Regions from separate parts of the Homo sapiens genome. Here region 2 is linked to region 1. Evidence: read pairs that join two places in POLR2A ChIA-PET (ENCODE). Cell type or tissue: OCI-LY7. All regions are shown on one strand. Links, peaks and the distances in the headings refer to the core of each region. The heading gives the core; the rest is flanking DNA.

Evidence for each region. Peaks named below come from ENCODE experiments on the same cell type or tissue, not always from the same donor. Only the 100,000 strongest peaks of a DNase experiment are listed, where the experiment ranks them.
Region 2: POLR2A ChIA-PET joins it to region 1 with 12 read pairs; 2 of 35 experiments call an interaction of 5 or more read pairs at or near these places.

The regions. Positions count from the first base shown.
Region 1 is chr2:46,976,951-46,979,450 of GRCh38, forward strand. TTC7A (tetratricopeptide repeat domain 7A) reads left to right here. Exons shown (of 20, transcript NM_020458.4): 5 at 1,842-1,957. Among named protein-coding and RNA genes, the nearest start is that of TTC7A, 37 kb to the left of the region's middle. In OCI-LY7, for the core only: no CTCF peak of the experiment used is centred there; a DNase peak (open chromatin) is centred at 1,151; H3K4me3 peaks cover 963 bases; H3K27ac peaks cover 2,500 bases.
Region 2 is chr2:46,520,925-46,527,992 of GRCh38, forward strand. All of the region lies in intron 4 of ATP6V1E2 (ATPase H+ transporting V1 subunit E2), which reads right to left. Among named protein-coding and RNA genes, the nearest start is that of RHOQ, 18 kb to the right of the region's middle. In OCI-LY7, for the core only: no CTCF peak of the experiment used is centred there; no DNase peak of the experiment used is centred there.

The DNA.
Region 1 (2,500 bases), core at 1-2,500:
CATGGTTGAGTTGACCTCCACCAAGGGGGAATGGGTCACTGCTAGACAGTAGTAGTGTTTTAGGAGCTTTTCATATTTGCATTGCATGTGGTTGGGAGGAAACTTTCATGGAAAAGATAAAGTCTGCTGCTCAGCTGGAAGCCTAGGCTTTGGACTTTCAAAAGGGGATTAAGGCGATGAGCTATAATGCCAGGCACTGTACTGTCCCTGTCAAAGGTCTGATGATGATGTCCAGGGCTGGAATCAGTGCCTGGTAGCAGTGGGCAGACAAATGGGACCCTATAGTTGTTATCTAAGTTGAGGGAGGGCAGGCCACAGAATCTTGTGCATCCTCAGAAATACTGTGTGTCCCTCCTGAGACCCAGTCCTGACCTCTGAGGAACTAAGACCTTCTCTTAAATCTCCTCTGGATTCTGAAAGAGGAGGTGGATGCCTCATTGATTTTTTTTCCCCTCAGATTAGACAAAGGAAATGGTATACAGAAGGCAAGCCTGTCTGGTTGGGCAGGAGGACCCTGTTAGAGCTGAGGCTTTTAAGCAACAGCTCAGTTAATGAGGTAATTGTTCCTCAGCTTTTCCTGGAACCAGAGGGCTCTCAATTCTCTGGATGTTCTGACGTTCCATGCTTGTTTGAGAGGGACAGTACGGTGCCTGGCATATAGCAGGCACTTAGATGTTTGTGGAATGAATTAACTGATACATAGTAGAAATAGCTTGGAATCCATACCTGGCTAGGCTTGAGTTTGAGGTCCGGACTGACACCAGCTTTGTGATCTTAGGCATTAAATTATTATTGATGGATTGATTGGGACAGAGCCTCACTCTTTTGCCCAGGCTGGTCTGGAACTCCTGGCCTCAAGCGATTCTCTTGCCTCGGCCTCCCAAAGTGCTAGGATTATAAACGTGAGCCACCACATCTGTAATTGACACTTTTGACCTTAGACATTTTCTGAGCCTCAGTTTCCTCATCTATAAAATGCAAACAAAACCAGCCCTGTAGGACCGTTGTGAGGCATAAGTAAGATTTGGGCTTGGGTGGCAATTTTCTAAGAGTTTCATTTCCCCTTCTCTTTCCTTAACTGGAGGTGGGGCATGGACAGTAGTGAGACTCAGGAGACACAGCTCCTGTCCTGTGGGAGTGAAGTCTGGTGGGAGCTGAGGTTTGCATACACAGAACAGGGAAGCAGTGCTGCGTGAAGCGGTCTCTCTACCATGTGCTCAGGCAGTGAGTGCTGTCTGGTTGAAGAGTGAGTGCTCAGCATGGTTCTGGACAGACAGAGAAGTCCTCCTGCAGTAGAGGGTAAGAGTGGAGAGGGGAACCTGACTGCCTGGCTCCGCCACCACCTGCCACGTTAGTGGCCTTGGGGCAGGAAGAGACCCTCTCTGTTCTCACCGGTGAAATAGAAATGATGACAGTTCCTACCTAATAGAGCTGCTCTAAGGACTAAATGAGCTAATGAATTTAAAGCTCTGTGATTGTTGAATGAATGTTAGGGGCTTAGTGCAGTGGTTCATGCCTGTAATCCCACCACTTTGGGAGGCTGAGGTGGGAGGATTGCTTAAGCCCAGGAGTTTGAGATCAGCCTGGGCAACATAGTAAGACCCTGTTTCTTAAAAAAAAAAAAAGACAGAGGGCTTGTGGGCATCTAACGGTTGGATGGGGAGAGAATGCTTTAGACATATTTTGAGTTAAAGCGAGTTAGATCAAGCCTGGTCTGAGAATGCAACAATGTGCCCCTGAACAACTGGGACTGGGATGGTGATGAGGCCACCTCCTCTTGCTGAGTGACCCTCTGCCTCAGAACTTTGAGACAATGGCTCTCTCTCTGTTTCCCTTCCCAGACCACAAATAACAGCACGTCGAGGCATCTGAAAGGCTGTCACCCGCTTGACTATGAGCTCACCTACTTCCTGGAAGCTGCCCTCCAGAGCGCCTATGTGAAAAACCTGAAGAAGGGGTAGGTCACTGGTAGTTGAGTGAGTGGGAGAACGATTCCCCTGGGCTGAGGCTTTTGACGTGGCCTTAAGGCTGCTCTCCCTCTTCTCTGGCCTGTGCATACGTGCTCTTCCAAGAGGATTGGTGGGAACTGGCTTGTGTCACATCTTGTCAGACAGGAGTGTGCAGAGACGTTCTTAGTGGGAAGGGCCACGCTTCAGGAAGCCACAGAAGCAATAAAGCCTGTGTGTGCTTGGGGGAGACTGCCAAGAAGAGAAACAGGAGTGGGCATTTCAAGAGGGGAGGGTGGAGGGCATCTGGGAGGTGATGTTGAAAAAGCAAAGGACAGTGAGCTGGCCAGTGGGTCTGGTTTTGTCTACTGTTGTCTGCAGTGTGAATGAAGTTATTTGGTTCCTCTGAGCCTCACGTTCCCCAAAAACCCAATGGGAAGGCAGATTCCTGTTCATTCCGGCTTTTAAGGAGTGGTGAAGGACGAGGGAAAGTATGGTAGAAGTGAAGTTCTGGCGTCACGCTGGGGCTGTGGCTGTCCCTGCTGACGAAGCAG
Region 2 (7,068 bases), core at 2,824-5,323, 450 kb before region 1:
CAATGTCTGGCTTAATGAATATTACGAGGCAAATATCCTGTAACCACCATCCAGATCAAGAGAACATTACCAGCATCCCAGAAGCCTCTCCATATGACCTTTGGGAAGCAGACATTTCCAAACTGGTGATTGTATATCTGTGGGCGTGGGAAAGGTCTTTATTTCATTTTTAGAAATGGGTCTCACCATTTTGCTGAGGCCGATATCAAATTCTTGGGCTCAAGCAATCCTCCCACCTTGGCCTCCCAAAGTGCTGGGATTATGGCCATGGGCTACCATGCCTGGCCTGGGAAGGATCTTTAGAGGAAGTGTGAGCTGGGAAATCTCTTCTTGGGCCCTTGCCCACATGAGCTTGTGAGTATCTTGGGGAAGTACCAAATCCACAGCACCATGAGAGGGAGGAGGCAGCCGCAGGGAGTTCTTGGTGGGCAAAATATGTCTGTCAACCTGGAGCCCTGCCCAGACCCTGAAGCAACTGTTCTTCATTCCAGCTGGGATTTGTAAGCAAATATGAGGTCAGATGTGTCTGGGTGTGTGCTTCCTACCCCTAGCCAAAAGGGAAGCAGGACCAAACGTGGGCCTCCAGACACTTAGAGATTGCAGACTGAGGAAGGAGGAGAAGGGGCTTTCCAGAGCTTGGAGCACAGGGCAACTTACAGGGCCCAGGAAGTGGGTGAGAAAATGTAGAGAAGTAATGACTCCTTTGGGGGATTTTAAATATTGAGTATGTGGAAGTGGGGCATCCCCTCTTCTGTCTTTCTTTCTTCTCTTTTTCTTTTTCTTTGAGACAGAGTCTCACTCTGTCGCCCAGACTGGAGTGCAGTGGTGCGATCTTGGCTCACTGCAACCTCTGCCTCCTGGGTTCAAGCGATTCTCCTGCCTCAGCCTCCCGAGTAGTTGGGACTACAGGTGCATGCCACCACACCCGGCTAATTTTTTGTATTTTTAGTAGAGGCGGAGTTTCACTGTGTTAGCCAGGATGGTCTCGATCTCCTGACCTCGTGATCCACCCGCCTCAGCCTCCCAAAGTGCTGGGATTACAGGTGTGAGCCACTGCGCCAGGCCCTGTCTTTCAAAAAGTATTTTTTGGCTGGGTGAGGTGGCTTATGCCTGTAATCCCAACATTTTGGGAGGCAGAGGTAGAGGATTGCTTGAGCCCAGGAGTTCACAGTGGGCATCACAGTGGGACCACATCTCTACAAATTTTTTTTTTTAATTAGCCAGGAATGATGGTGTGCGCCTGTGGTCCTAGCTACGTGGGAGGCTGAAGTGGGAGGATTGCTTGAGAGGTCGAGGTTGCAGTGAACCAAGACCGTGCCATTGCACTCCAGCCTGGGCGACAGACGGAGACTCTGTCTCCAAAAAAAAAAAAAGGATAATGGCAGAACGTGCAGGTTTGTTACACAGGTATACGTGTGTCATAGTGGTTTGCTGCACTTATTGACCCATCCTGTAAGTTTCCTCCCCTAACCCCCACCCCCCAAAAAGCCCTGGTGTGTGATGTTCCCCTCCCTGTGTCCATGTGTTCTCAATGTTCAACTTCCACTATGAGTGAGAACATGCAGTGTTTGGTTTTCTATTCCTGCATTACTTTGCTGAGGATGATGGCTTCCAGCTTCATCCATGCCCCTGTAAAGGATATGATCTCATTCCTTTTTATGGCTGCATAGTATTCCATGGTGTGTATGTACTACATTTTCTTTATCCAATCTATCACTGATGGGCATTTGGGTTGGTTCCAAGTCTTTGCTTTATAATTAGTGCTGCAATAAACATACATGTGCATGTGTCTTTATAGTAGAATGATTTATAATCTTTTGGGTATATACCCAGTAATTGAATTGCTGGGTCAAATGCTATTTCTGGTTCTAGATCCTTGAGGAATTGCCACACTGTCTTCTTACAATGGTTGAACTAATTGACATTCCCACCAACAGTGTAAAAGTGTTCCTATTTCTCTACGGCCTCACTGGCATCTATTGTTTCCTGACTTTTTAATAATTGCGATTCTGACTGGCATGAGATGGTATCTCATTGTGGTTTTGATTTGCATTTCTTTGAAGATCAGTGATATTCAGCTTTTTTTCATATGTTCATTGGCCATGTAAATGTCTTCTTTTGAGAAATGTCTGTTCATATCCTTTGCCCACTTTTTGATGTTTTTTTTTAATTGTAAATATGTTTAAGTTCCTCGTAAATTCTGGATATTAGACCTTTGTCAGGTGAGTAGATTGAAAAAATTTTCTCCCATTCTGTAGGTTGCCTGTTCACTCTGATGATAGTTTCTTTTGCTGTGCAGAAGCTCTTTAGTTTAATTAGATCCCATTTGTGAATTTTGGCTCTTGTTGCAATTGCTTTTGGCATTTTTGTCATGAAGTCTTTGCCCATTCCTATGTCCTAAATTGTATTGCCTAGGTTTTCTTCTAGGGTTTTTATGGTTTGGGGTTTTACATTTAAGTCTTTAATCCATCTCAAGTTAATTTTTACATAAGGTGTAAGGAAGGGGTCCAGTTTCAGTTTTCTGCATATGGCTAGTCAGTTTTCCCAGCATCACTTACTGAATAGGAGATCCTTTCCCCATTGCTTGTTTTTGTCAGGTTTTTCGAAGATCAGATGGTTGTAGATGTGCGATGTTATTTCTGAGGTCTCTGCTCCATTGGCCTATATGTCTGTTTTGGTACCAGTACCATGCCGTTTTGGTTACTGTAGCCTTGTAGCATAGTTTGAAGTCAGGTAGTGTGATGCCTCCAGCTTGGTTCTTTTTGCTTAGGATTATCTTGGCTATATGGGGTCTTCTTTGATTCCATATAAAATTTAAAATAGTTTTTTTTTAATTCTGTGAAGAATGTCAATGGTAGTTTAATGGGAATAGCACTGAATCTATAAATTACTTTGGGCAGTATGGGCATTTTCATGATATTGATTCTTCCTATCCATGAGAATGGAATGTTTTTCCATTTGTTTGTGTCCTCTCTTATTCCTTGAGCAGTGGTTTGTAGTTTTCCTTGAAGAGGTCCTTCACATCCCTTGTTAGCTGTGTTCCTAGGTATTTTATTCTCTTTGTAGCGATTGTGAATGGGAGTTCATTCATGATTTGGCTCTCTGCTTGCCTATTGTTAGTGTAAAGGAATACTTGTGTTTTTGCACATTGATTTTGTATCCTGAGATTTTGCTGAAGTTGCTTATCAATTCGACAAGTTTTTGGGCTGAGATGATGGGGTTTTGTAAATATAAAATCATGTCGTCTGCAAACAGCAACTTGACTTCCTCTCTTCCTATTTGAATACACTTTATAATGTATTGTTGACCTGAAGATGTTTAAACCAGGTAGGGGATGGTTTGAGACCTTCCATGGGTAACAACAGAACACCAATAGGGAGGGAGGGAAATGAAGATACATGAAAGAACATAAGGCAATTTCGGAAAACTCAGACAAGAAAATGAGGTTTCAGGGCACATCAACATAGTACCTTAACTTGGAGGCAAGTCACCTGGAAAATGTAGAAAGTTGGTAGTATTTATTAAGCAGAATTTATCCAAATAGACAAAAATCAATCACATCTTTATGGAGACCCAACTTTAAGCAATGCCTTGTGGTTTCAGAGAGGGCCCTGGTTTAAAATAGGAGAAAAGCATCTGGCACTCAAAATGGGATGGGATAAGGGGCAGGAAAGGACACAGCCAGACTGACTGCACACTTCAGCCGAGGTAGCAGCCCTGTGGGCAAGGGGCCAGTCAGGGAGGGAGTAGTAAGGATGGGCGCTGAGAGATGGACCGTCATCATAAGCAGAAAGAAAGTAAGACACTGGATGGGGAGAACACTGCGGGCAAAGGCCTGCTGGTGGAAAGGGGTCTGAGGTCTGCGTGTGGAGAGCAGGTGGGTTTGGCAGTAGTCAAGAGACTTGCAGAGGACAATGTCTAGAAAGACACTGGGGTGTGAATGGGAAAGGGTGGAAATGTCTGCCTGAGAGTTGGGGCATTATGCAAAAGAGCCCATCAAAGGCTTCTTAGCAGGGCTGTACCTTCGCCAAACCTGGACTCAGGAAGATCAGCCTGGGGGTGGTGGGGGCAGGAGTCTTGGACTATATGCCAAAAGCCAGAGGGAGCCTGTACACAGCGAGGGCCAGGACACAAGACAAGGCATCGCGATTGGAAGGAAGAGATGTGGCCCACAAGCTGTTGGGTGTCAGGTCTGAGGACTCAGCCTCTGGCTACACAGAACAGAGCAGCTCAGCTTGGGGTGAGGTTGTGAGAAAGCAGGGACAGGCGGCCGGGCGCGGTGGCTCACGCCTGTAATCCCAGTACTTTGGGAGGCCGAGGCGGGCGGATCACGAGGTCAGGAGATCGAGACCACGGTGAAACCCCGTCTCTACTAAAAATTCAAAAAATTAGCCGGGCGCAGTGGCGGGCGCCTGTAGTCCCAGCTACTCGGGAGGCTGAGGCAGGAGAATGGCGTGAACCCGGAAGGCGGAGCTTGCAGTGAGCCGAGATCGCGCCACAGCACTCCCGCCTGGGCGACAGAACGAGACTCCGTCTCAAAAAAAAAAAAAAAGAAAAAAAAAAAAGAAAGCAGGGACAGGCACCCTGCTCCCTGGCGAGCAAGCTTGGGAGAGAAGGCAAGGGCGAGAGAGTTCATTTGGTCTAGAAGTAACAGGAGACACCTGGAGAGAAAATCAGAAGGGCCTGAAAAGCTTCATCTCTGCTTCAGTTGCTGATGAGTAAGGAGCCACATAGAGTTTTATTCCAAGAACTCCACTCACACTGGCAAAGCAGGCTTTGGTCAGGACTGGAGAAAGCTAATGCCTACAGGCAGGGGAAGAAACCTTTCTCCCAAAATAATTTACATGAAGAATTCACAACTGAATTTCTCCTTCTAAAACATCTGCAGACAGCTTACTTCAAAGCAGTCAGGTTCTCCCCAAGAGTCATTTGCTTCAAAGCTGCATATCTAGAAGTTTCCAGTGGCAGTTTCTCCAAAAAAAAAAAAAAGCCCTTCATTTCCATCCCTGTCTAAAGGGGCAAATACTTCCCCGGTCTGTTGCCTTAGAAAATGTGGACTAGGATGTCATAAGATCTGATTTTTTAGAGAAGTTGGAAATCCTGTTTTAAAAGTGAAACCTTTTTTGTTTTATTGTAGTAAAATGTACATAACAAATTTTGCCATTTAACCATTTTTAAGTGTACATTATTTATTATTATTATTATTTTGAGACGGAGTTTCACTCTTGTTGCCCAGGCTGGAGTGCGGTGGTGTGATCTCGGCTCACTACAACCCCCGCCTCCTGGGTTCAAGTAATTCTTGTGCCTCAGCCTCCCGAGTAGCTGGGACTACAGGCGTGCATCACCATGCCTGGCTAATTATGTATTTGTAGTAGAGATGGGTTTTCACCATGTTAGCCAGACTGGTCTTGAACTCCTGGACCTTCAGTGATCCACCTGCCTCAGCCTCCCAAAGTGCTGGGATTACAGGTGTGAACCACCACACCCTGCCTTTTTAAGTGTACATTTATGTAGCATTAAGAATATTCACATGGTTTTGCAACTATCACCACCATCTCCAGAACTTTTTCGTCTTCCCAAATTTAAACTCTGTATCCATTAAACACTAATCCCACATACTCTTCCCCAAGTAACTGTTGGCAACCACCATTCTACTTCCTGTCTCTGTGAATTTGAGTACTCCAGGTACCTCATATAAATAGAATCATAATATTTGTCCTTCCTTGGCTGGCTTATTTCACTTAGTATGATGTCTTCAGGATTCCCCATGTTGTAGCACAGGTCAGAATTTCCTTCCTTTTTATGGCTGGATATTTCATTGTGTGTATATACCATATTTTGTCTATTCATCCATTCATAGAGACTTGGGGTGCTCTCCTTTCTTGGCTGTTGTGAATAATGCTGCTATGAACATGGGTATATAAATATCTGTTCAAAGACCTGCTTTCACTTCTTTGGGGTATATGCCTAGAAGTAGAATTGCTGGATCATATAGTAGTTCTAAGCTCAGTGTTTTGAAGAACATCTGCACCATTTTCCCCGGCAGCCGCACTATTTTACAGTTCACAGCAATGCACATGGGTTCCAGTGTTTCCACATCTTTGCCAGTACTTGCTGTTTTCTGGTTTTGTTTTTGTTTTTTTTCTTTCTTTTGTGTCTTGGCTCTGTTGCCCAGGTTGGAGTGTAGTGGCATGATCATAGCTCACTGCAGCCTCAAACTCCTGGCTCAAGCAATCTTCCCACTTCAGCCTCCTGAGTAGCTGGGACTACAGGTGCACACCATCGTGTCTAATTTTTATTTATTTATTTATTTTTGAGACAGAGTCTCACTCTGTCGCCCAGGCTGGAGTGCAGTGGCGTGATCTCAGCTCACTGCAAGCTCTGCCTACCGGGTTCACGCCATTCTCCTGCCTCAGCCTCTCGAGTGGCTGGGACTACAGGCACCTGCCACCATGCCCGGCTAATTTTTTGTATTTTTAGTAGAGACAGGGTTTCACCATGTTAGCCAGGATGGTCTCGATCTCCTGACCTCGTGATCTGCCCACCTTGGCCTCCCAAAGTGCTGGGATTACAGGCGGGAGCTACCGCGCCCGGCTAGTCCAACTAATTTTTAAATTTTTTTGTAGAGGAAGGAGTCTCACTTTGTTGCCCAGGCTGGTCTTGAACTTTTGGCCTCAAGTGATCCTCCCCTTCAGCCTCCCAAAGTGCTGGGATTACAGGTGTGAGCCACCACGCCTGGTCCTGGGTTTGTTGTTGTTGTTGTTTTTTGTTTTTAAATAATAGCCATCCTAATGGATATGAAATTACCCATTGTGGTATCATTGTGGTTTTGATTTGCATTTCCCTAATGATAAGTGATATTAAGCATCTTTTCATGCACTTATTGGCCATTTGCTTATCTTCTTTGGAAACTGTCTACTCAAGTTCTTTGCCCATTTTTAAAATCAGGTTGTTTGTTTTTTTGTTGTTGTTGAGTTATAGAGGTTCTTTATCCCTCTGTGGTCCTGAGCACTCACCTCCAGCCACAAGCCAGTGCACTCAGCCAGCAGAGACCTGCATTGGGTGTCT